Linked DNA regions of Homo sapiens: region 1 is linked to region 2. The links are chromatin contacts, found by Hi-C in ENCODE. All regions are on one chromosome and are shown on one strand. Each heading gives the region's core, a stretch centred on a gene start or an enhancer-like site at or near the end of the contact. The rest is flanking DNA. Distances are from core to core; before and after follow the strand shown.

Region 1 (3,372 bases), core at 705-3,204, 6.0 Mb before region 2:
AATATCCACCCAGCCTTAGCAGGTTCCTCTGCAGTCACCTGGGCCCAACCAAGCACTCTTGTGCATTACCTGTTTAGTCCATGTGGATAAAGTGGATTTTGTGATCCCAGTTTTAGGGAAAAACGTTTTTCTTACTGTTAAGCAATTCAATTACAAACGGAAAAGGAGTAACTCCTTAAAAAGTGAGTGGAAGCATTGCTATCATTAATCAAGAATGAACTATAATTAATGAAGGATAGAATCTAGTACAAACTTGGGGCCAAGGCTAAGGAGATCCTTTACAGGGCCAAGTTGAAGGACGGGCAGAGGAGGTGGCAGTGACCGTCAAACCCTCATCATGAAATGGAAAAAATATCAACCTCTCGGCCAATAAAACTTTTTAAAAGTAAATTCATAGTTTGGTATATTGTATTTTAAAATAAAGGAGTTTGCCATTTCTAAGAAATCAGTTTCCCAAAACTACCATTTTAAGGGCCCGAAAAAAATTCCTTTAAGAAAAAGCAGGTATCTACACAGTCTGAGTTTTCCTCCCTGCTAGAACTGAAATCTGTTACGAAAGCCTCCAGCAGGGGGGCCTGCCTGGAATTGCCTAAGCTCCTAGCAGGTAATTTACACTGATCTTTAAAAACTACTAAGCCCTCCTCCTCCCCTCTATAAAACAAACCGGCCTTTCAGAACAGCTCTGGAAGGGGGGCAGAATGCCAGACGAAGAGACAACTTCCAGACCACGTCTCTCACCTCCCACCCATCAAATTCAGCCCACAAAAAGCTGTGGCCGCATTCTCATCTCAAGGCACCACGGCTTTCTTTGAACACCATATATCTTCCCAATTGGCCTCTTGCCCCATTATGTGTAAAAAACCGACTCTCTTTTCTGCAGAAAGAAATAACAAGGCAAAGGGTGTACAGGGCAACGTTTATATGCATCTACAGCATGCCAGGTGCCTACAGAACCTACCTCGGCCTAGGCGGTCCGTGCCCTAGCCGGGATCTGCAGGCGCCCTCATCCACGCTGGGAGACGGGAAGAGGAGAGGGAGGCGTGACAGGCGAGGGTGCCTGTGCTGCGCAGAAAGCGCTGCCAGGAGAAAAGAAGCAGTGAGCAAGGGCTTCTTCCATTTCAAAAACCTAATAACCAAAACTTGGAGGAATCTGCCTGAGATACTTAAAAAAAAGAGGAAAGAGAAACCTAGGAGGGGGTAAAATGCTTTTAAGACGAATCACTTGTTTTCGTAATAGACCCTGCGCGCGAGTTTCCTAGACTGCCGCGAGAAGAAGGAAAGCGAGGGAGCAGGAAAGGAGAGGCTTCGGAGCCCCTAAACTAACGTCTCTTTTCTTATTAGTAATAGTTTGCTCCAGGGTGAGTCATTTATTATCCTAGCGTTGGCCTCTTTATCAGTAAAGTAGGGGTGAAAATGCATCTTAGCCGGGCTGGCGTTAGGATTCAATGAAGTTAAATGAAGTTAAGCCCCTGGCACCCATGGGATGGCAGCGAGTCTGTTCGTTCCCTGCCTATCCACGCCCGCAGCCAACCCCTCCGACATCTAAGCTACACGGACCAGGGGCAAGAGGCCAGAAAGTGACTTTCAGGGGACACGGGGCACCGGCGTCCCAGCCCCACTGAGCGGACGGAAAATGAAGGTGGAAGGAAGAGGCGCCGCTCCATTCCGGTCCCGGGCGCACCCCGGTTCTGCTTCCTCCTCCGCGGGGGAGCCCAGCCCGCCCGGGGCCACGGGGCACTGGCTGAGAGCCGGCTCCCTCCCACCCATCCTTCTCAGCCTTCCCCCACCGCCGGGCGGCCGAGCAGGGGAACACGAGGGAGAGCCGGTTACCTGGAGTGGGCGTCTGACCCCGGAGTCTCAGGAGGATGCCCAGCCGCTCCTGCTCCACCAAGCTCCCGCCCCGCGCCGCGCTCTAGGCGCTCCGGAGCTGCGCCTGCAGCCCTCACACCAGCGTGGCCCGCCCCGGGGCCGCCCCCAGAGGCCCCGCCTTTCTAGGCCCCGCCCACCACGTCCCCGCCTCGCCCACCTGCGCGAGCTCGGGGCTGGGGACTTGCTGCGGACTCGCGGTTCCCGCCTACAGGCGAGGGCGCCCTCTGGGCACTGACGTGGTCTGGGAGTAGCGCTGCGATCCTAGTGCTTCCTCGCTCCTCTTCCTCACTGTGCTCTGATTCTTAAGAGGTGTGTGAGCGGCGTCTTTTTAAACATTTTATGCCTCCCTTCCTCGAAAGCAGGAAACTCGAGAAATGCTGCCTTTTCTGATTTTAAACATGAAAATATGTTACAGAACAACAATAAAATTAAATTCCAAGGTTCTCGATATGTAAAGTTTAGAGATAACCATGTAGGTGTTTTTTTCTCTCCCCTAACGAACCTTGCTTCCTAAATTTAGCATTTAAGAACTCATTACATTCATGTGTATTTCCACATAAAAATTAAGATCAAATTAAACTGTGGAACAATCCACAGTGCTGTGGAAAGTAGGAAAAAACCTTCCCCGCCCTTATAGCACAGATCTTTGTGTCAGTTATAAAAGTTGACACAGTTCTCTTTGTAACAAGGGGAATATTGTGTCTGTGTCTTCTTTCGTTGGATTTTTAGCTCCTAGAAAACAGAACGAGGTCTTATTTGTTTCCATGTTGTTTAAAAAAAATTCTGGCCGGGCGCGGTGGCTCACGCCTGTAATCCCAGCACTTTGGGAGGCCGAGGCGGGCGGATCACCAGGTCAGGAGATCGAGACCATCCTGGCTAACATGGTGAAACCGCGTCTCTACTAAATATACAAAAAATTAGCCAGGCGTGGTGGCGGGCGCCTGTAGTCCCAGCTACTCGGGAGGCTGAGTCAGGAGAATGGCGTGAACCCGGGAGGCGGAGCTTGCAGTGAGCCGAGATCGTGTCACTGCACTCCAGCCTGGGCAACAGAGCGAGACTCCATCTCAAAAAAAAAAAAAAAAAAAAAAAAATCCAACTCAGAGGCCATTAGACTGTGATATGTTTGACACTTGCCTGATTTGTCAACAAAAATTAACATAAGATGATGGTATAGAGGAAGAAAGACTTCCCCTCTACTCTCTGAGGCTTGGATAACTAAGTCTATGAAATAAATTGACTGCAGGTAGATTAACAAGAGAAAAAGTACACAGATTTCGTGTAGGGGGTATCACAGAAAAGAAAAACTAATATTCCCTCTGCCTCCCCCAACAAAAACTGAGATTTTAGGAGCTTGTGTATCCTCTTCATTGGGGAGGGACAATTTAGGGGAGAGGAAATGATTTTGGGAAAAACTCCTGAACTCCTTCAATGGCTAGCTTTGTTTAATATCTCATGAAATTTTTCATGAGCAATTCAAGCATAATTGTTAAGAGCAAGTAGATT
Region 2 (2,947 bases), core at 230-2,729:
CCTGGCTAACTTTTTTTTTATTATTATTATTTTTGATGTACCACTTTAAAAACAAAGTCAAAAGAAACTACTGTAGATCTCACATTGGTAGAGTCAATTTGAGACCCTTGCCTCGGAGACCAGAACCTGGTGTAACTTTCTCTTAACAAAGGTTAATAGCCAGTGGGGGGTCAGGGTTGGAACTCACCGAATCTGCATCACATAGAATCAGGTACCTCTCACATTCACGAAAGTGAATTATTTTTAATGAATTGTGCTGACAGTATGCCTCTTGCAAAAAGAACTAGCCCTAGATTCTTTTCTAGCTATCAAGATGGAAAACAACCACATCGTTAATTCAGACGGAGGGGTAAACCAAGTTAATCAGACTCCAAGACCCATACTAATTGTTGACCAAGTAATGCCACAGTATTCCATGGCTAAGGATTTCCAGCTTGTTCCAGTCCCTAAAAATCTGTTCTGCACAGTTAATATTTCACAAAACCAAAAGGGCTTAGTTGCAAGCACAAAGAGCTAGAAATCAGGAGACTTGTGGTTTCTATTGAGTTCTATCATTATCTGTCTAATAAGATAAATAAGTCACTTCTCTGTAACTCAGTTTCCACATTTGTGAAGTGAGGGAAGAGAAACATGTCCTAAAAACCATGCAGGGGCTCTGGAAAGAAAAAGAGCTAAGAATGGTGGGTTTTTTATAAAAGTTACACAAATGAATGGTTTTTGTCTCCGTTTTTCTGAAAGTGGGTTAAAAATAGCCTCCAAATAAAGCTAAAAGAATTTATTTAGACTAAATTGCACCAGAGAAGTAGAGGAATTAAGAGATATGACAAGCAAAGATGGGATGTTTCAATGGAAGAATCTCAGGCAGTAAAAAGGCTATGCTGTAAAACCAGAACTTTTGTTAGCACTGCATTTTTAAGATGAATTGGTCATAGTTAATGTATTGGATGGAAGAATTTTTAAACATCTGCCCCAAAGTATGCTGCATCCAAAAAATATATAACAAAACGAATTCTTACTCATTTGTGTTTATTCTTGGACTTATCCTGACATAATGGGGTTTTTTTAATTATAGATTCACACTGCATTTATTCATCACCCCTGTCCTCTCATCCATAACTCAAATTTACTACCAGCAACACAAAATACAAAGATGTGTCCAGTTTCACTACAGCTCTTCGCGTTTACAAGTGTCGAGCGCTTGCTTTCGGAACGCCCTTGTGATTGGCCGAGCCAATGCCAGTGACATCAACCAACTTACTTTTGATTGGAAGGCTGGTTGCTGGGACTGTAGCGTTTGCAGGAAGTCACTTAACTGTTTGGGAGCTGGAAAACCGAAGCTGAAGTTCTCTTTTGCCATAGGAACGAGCGCAACTGACTAGGAAAGATGTGTCCCAAAGCTCCGCAAGCTGGAACGTGAGCCAGGAGGCCCGGACCGGCCACGGGACCGCGAGGCACTCCGAAAGTGTGCGGCTGCCCCTTCCCTGCCTCCCAGCTGTTACCCTTTTAAATGTCAGTGTTCGAGGCTGTAGGGGTAGCACGAGGCAGCGAAACGGAACAGTCGGATTGGCCGCACGCCTCAGTTCTAGACGCACCTCTCCACCGAAGGCCGTTCTGACTGGCAGGGGGAGAAAGTAAACAGAGTTGAATCACCCTCCCCACTGGCCAATTGGAGGGGGTTTGGTTTGTGACGTGATGGGATTCTGCGAAATTGTTACTGAGCAAGAGAATGCCGGAACGGTGCGGACCGGCCGGAGCAGGGGTTCAGAAGCCGTCAGTGGACTCGGGAAAAAGTGTCTCTTAGACCTGGCGCTCGGCGGGACCCTCGCCACCCGCGTCGGGGTGATCGGGTGAATGTCCTGGGGCTTTGGCTCGACGGCGAGGCGGCCGAGGGCGTGCACCTCTCTTGCAGTTTCCTCTCCCAGCGCCTCGGGGGCGTTTTCAGTCGAATAAACTTGCGACCGCCACGTGTGGCATCTTTCCAAGGGAGCCGGCTCAGAGGGGCCGGCGCGCCCGTCGGGGGATCGCGGCCGGCGCGGGGCAGGGGCGGCGGCTAGAGGCGGCGGCGCGGCGGAGCCCGGGGCCGTGGATGCTGCGTGCGGAGGCGCTGCCGGTTACGTAAAGATGAGGGGCTGAGGTCGCCTCGGCGCTCCTGCGAGTCGGAAGCGCCCCGCGCCCCCGCCCCCTTGGCCGCCGCGCCGTGCCGCGCCGCGCCGCGCTCGTCGTCCGAGGCCAGGGCAGGGCGAGCCGAACCTCCGCAGCCACCGCCAAGTTTGTCCGCGCCGCCTGGGCTGCCGTCGCCCGCACCATGTCCGCGGCCGCCTACATGGACTTCGTGGCTGCCCAGTGTCTGGTTTCCATTTCGAACCGCGCTGCGGTGCCGGAGCATGGGGTCGCTCCGGACGCCGAGCGGCTGCGACTACCTGAGCGCGAGGTGACCAAGGAGCACGGTGACCCGGGGGACACCTGGAAGGATTACTGCACACTGGTCACCATCGCCAAGAGCTTGTTGGACCTGAACAAGTACCGACCCATCCAGACCCCCTCCGTGTGCAGCGACAGTCTGGAAAGTCCAGATGAGGATATGGGATCCGACAGCGACGTGACCACCGAATCTGGGTCGAGTCCTTCCCACAGCCCGGAGGAGAGACAGGATCCTGGCAGCGCGCCCAGCCCGCTCTCCCTCCTCCATCCTGGAGTGGCTGCGAAGGGGAAACACGCCTCCGAAAAGAGGCACAAGTGCCCCTACAGTGGCTGTGGGAAAGTCTATGGAAAATCCTCCCATCTCAAAGCCCATTACAGAGTGCATACAGGTTAGCGGCGTCGCCCTCTCCCCCGGAGCTCTGGGGTTAGTTAACCTTTGGCCAGGCAGCGTTCCTGGGCGTTCGGGACACTGCACTCGGCCGAAAGGGTGCAAACATGTTGGATAAGATGCGGTTTAACTCTTTAA

Evidence for each region. A loop is a pair of places that touch in the nucleus more often than their neighbours do. Pooled maps may share reads with other maps.
Region 1: a pooled map shows a loop between it and region 2 (8-fold over the local background). The contact joins the promoter of GCNT1 here to the promoter of KLF9-DT in region 2. A Hi-C loop is called at or near these places in 2 of 37 single-sample maps with no recorded cell type and 6 of 50 pooled maps.

Annotation. Positions count from the first base shown.
Region 1 is chr9:76,457,764-76,461,135 of GRCh38, reverse strand. GCNT1 (glucosaminyl (N-acetyl) transferase 1) reads right to left here and starts at 1,954. Exons shown (of 4, transcript NM_001490.5): 1 at 1,831-1,954; 2 at 959-1,076. RefSeq lists silencers at 570-639, 1,630-2,169 and an enhancer at 910-1,019.
Region 2 is chr9:70,412,722-70,415,668 of GRCh38, reverse strand. KLF9-DT (KLF9 divergent transcript) reads right to left here and starts at 1,479. Exons shown (of 4, transcript XR_001746710.3): 1 at 1,259-1,479. KLF9 (KLF transcription factor 9) reads left to right here and starts at 1,012. Exons shown (of 2, transcript NM_001206.4): 1 at 1,012-2,810. The coding sequence starts at 2,306. LOC124900273 (a long non-coding RNA gene) reads left to right here and starts at 2,863. Exons shown (of 2, transcript XR_007061576.1): 1 at 2,863-2,947. RefSeq lists enhancers at 1,300-1,429, 1,770-1,849, 1,678-2,531, 2,870-2,947, a promoter at 1,161-1,963 and a silencer at 2,140-2,319.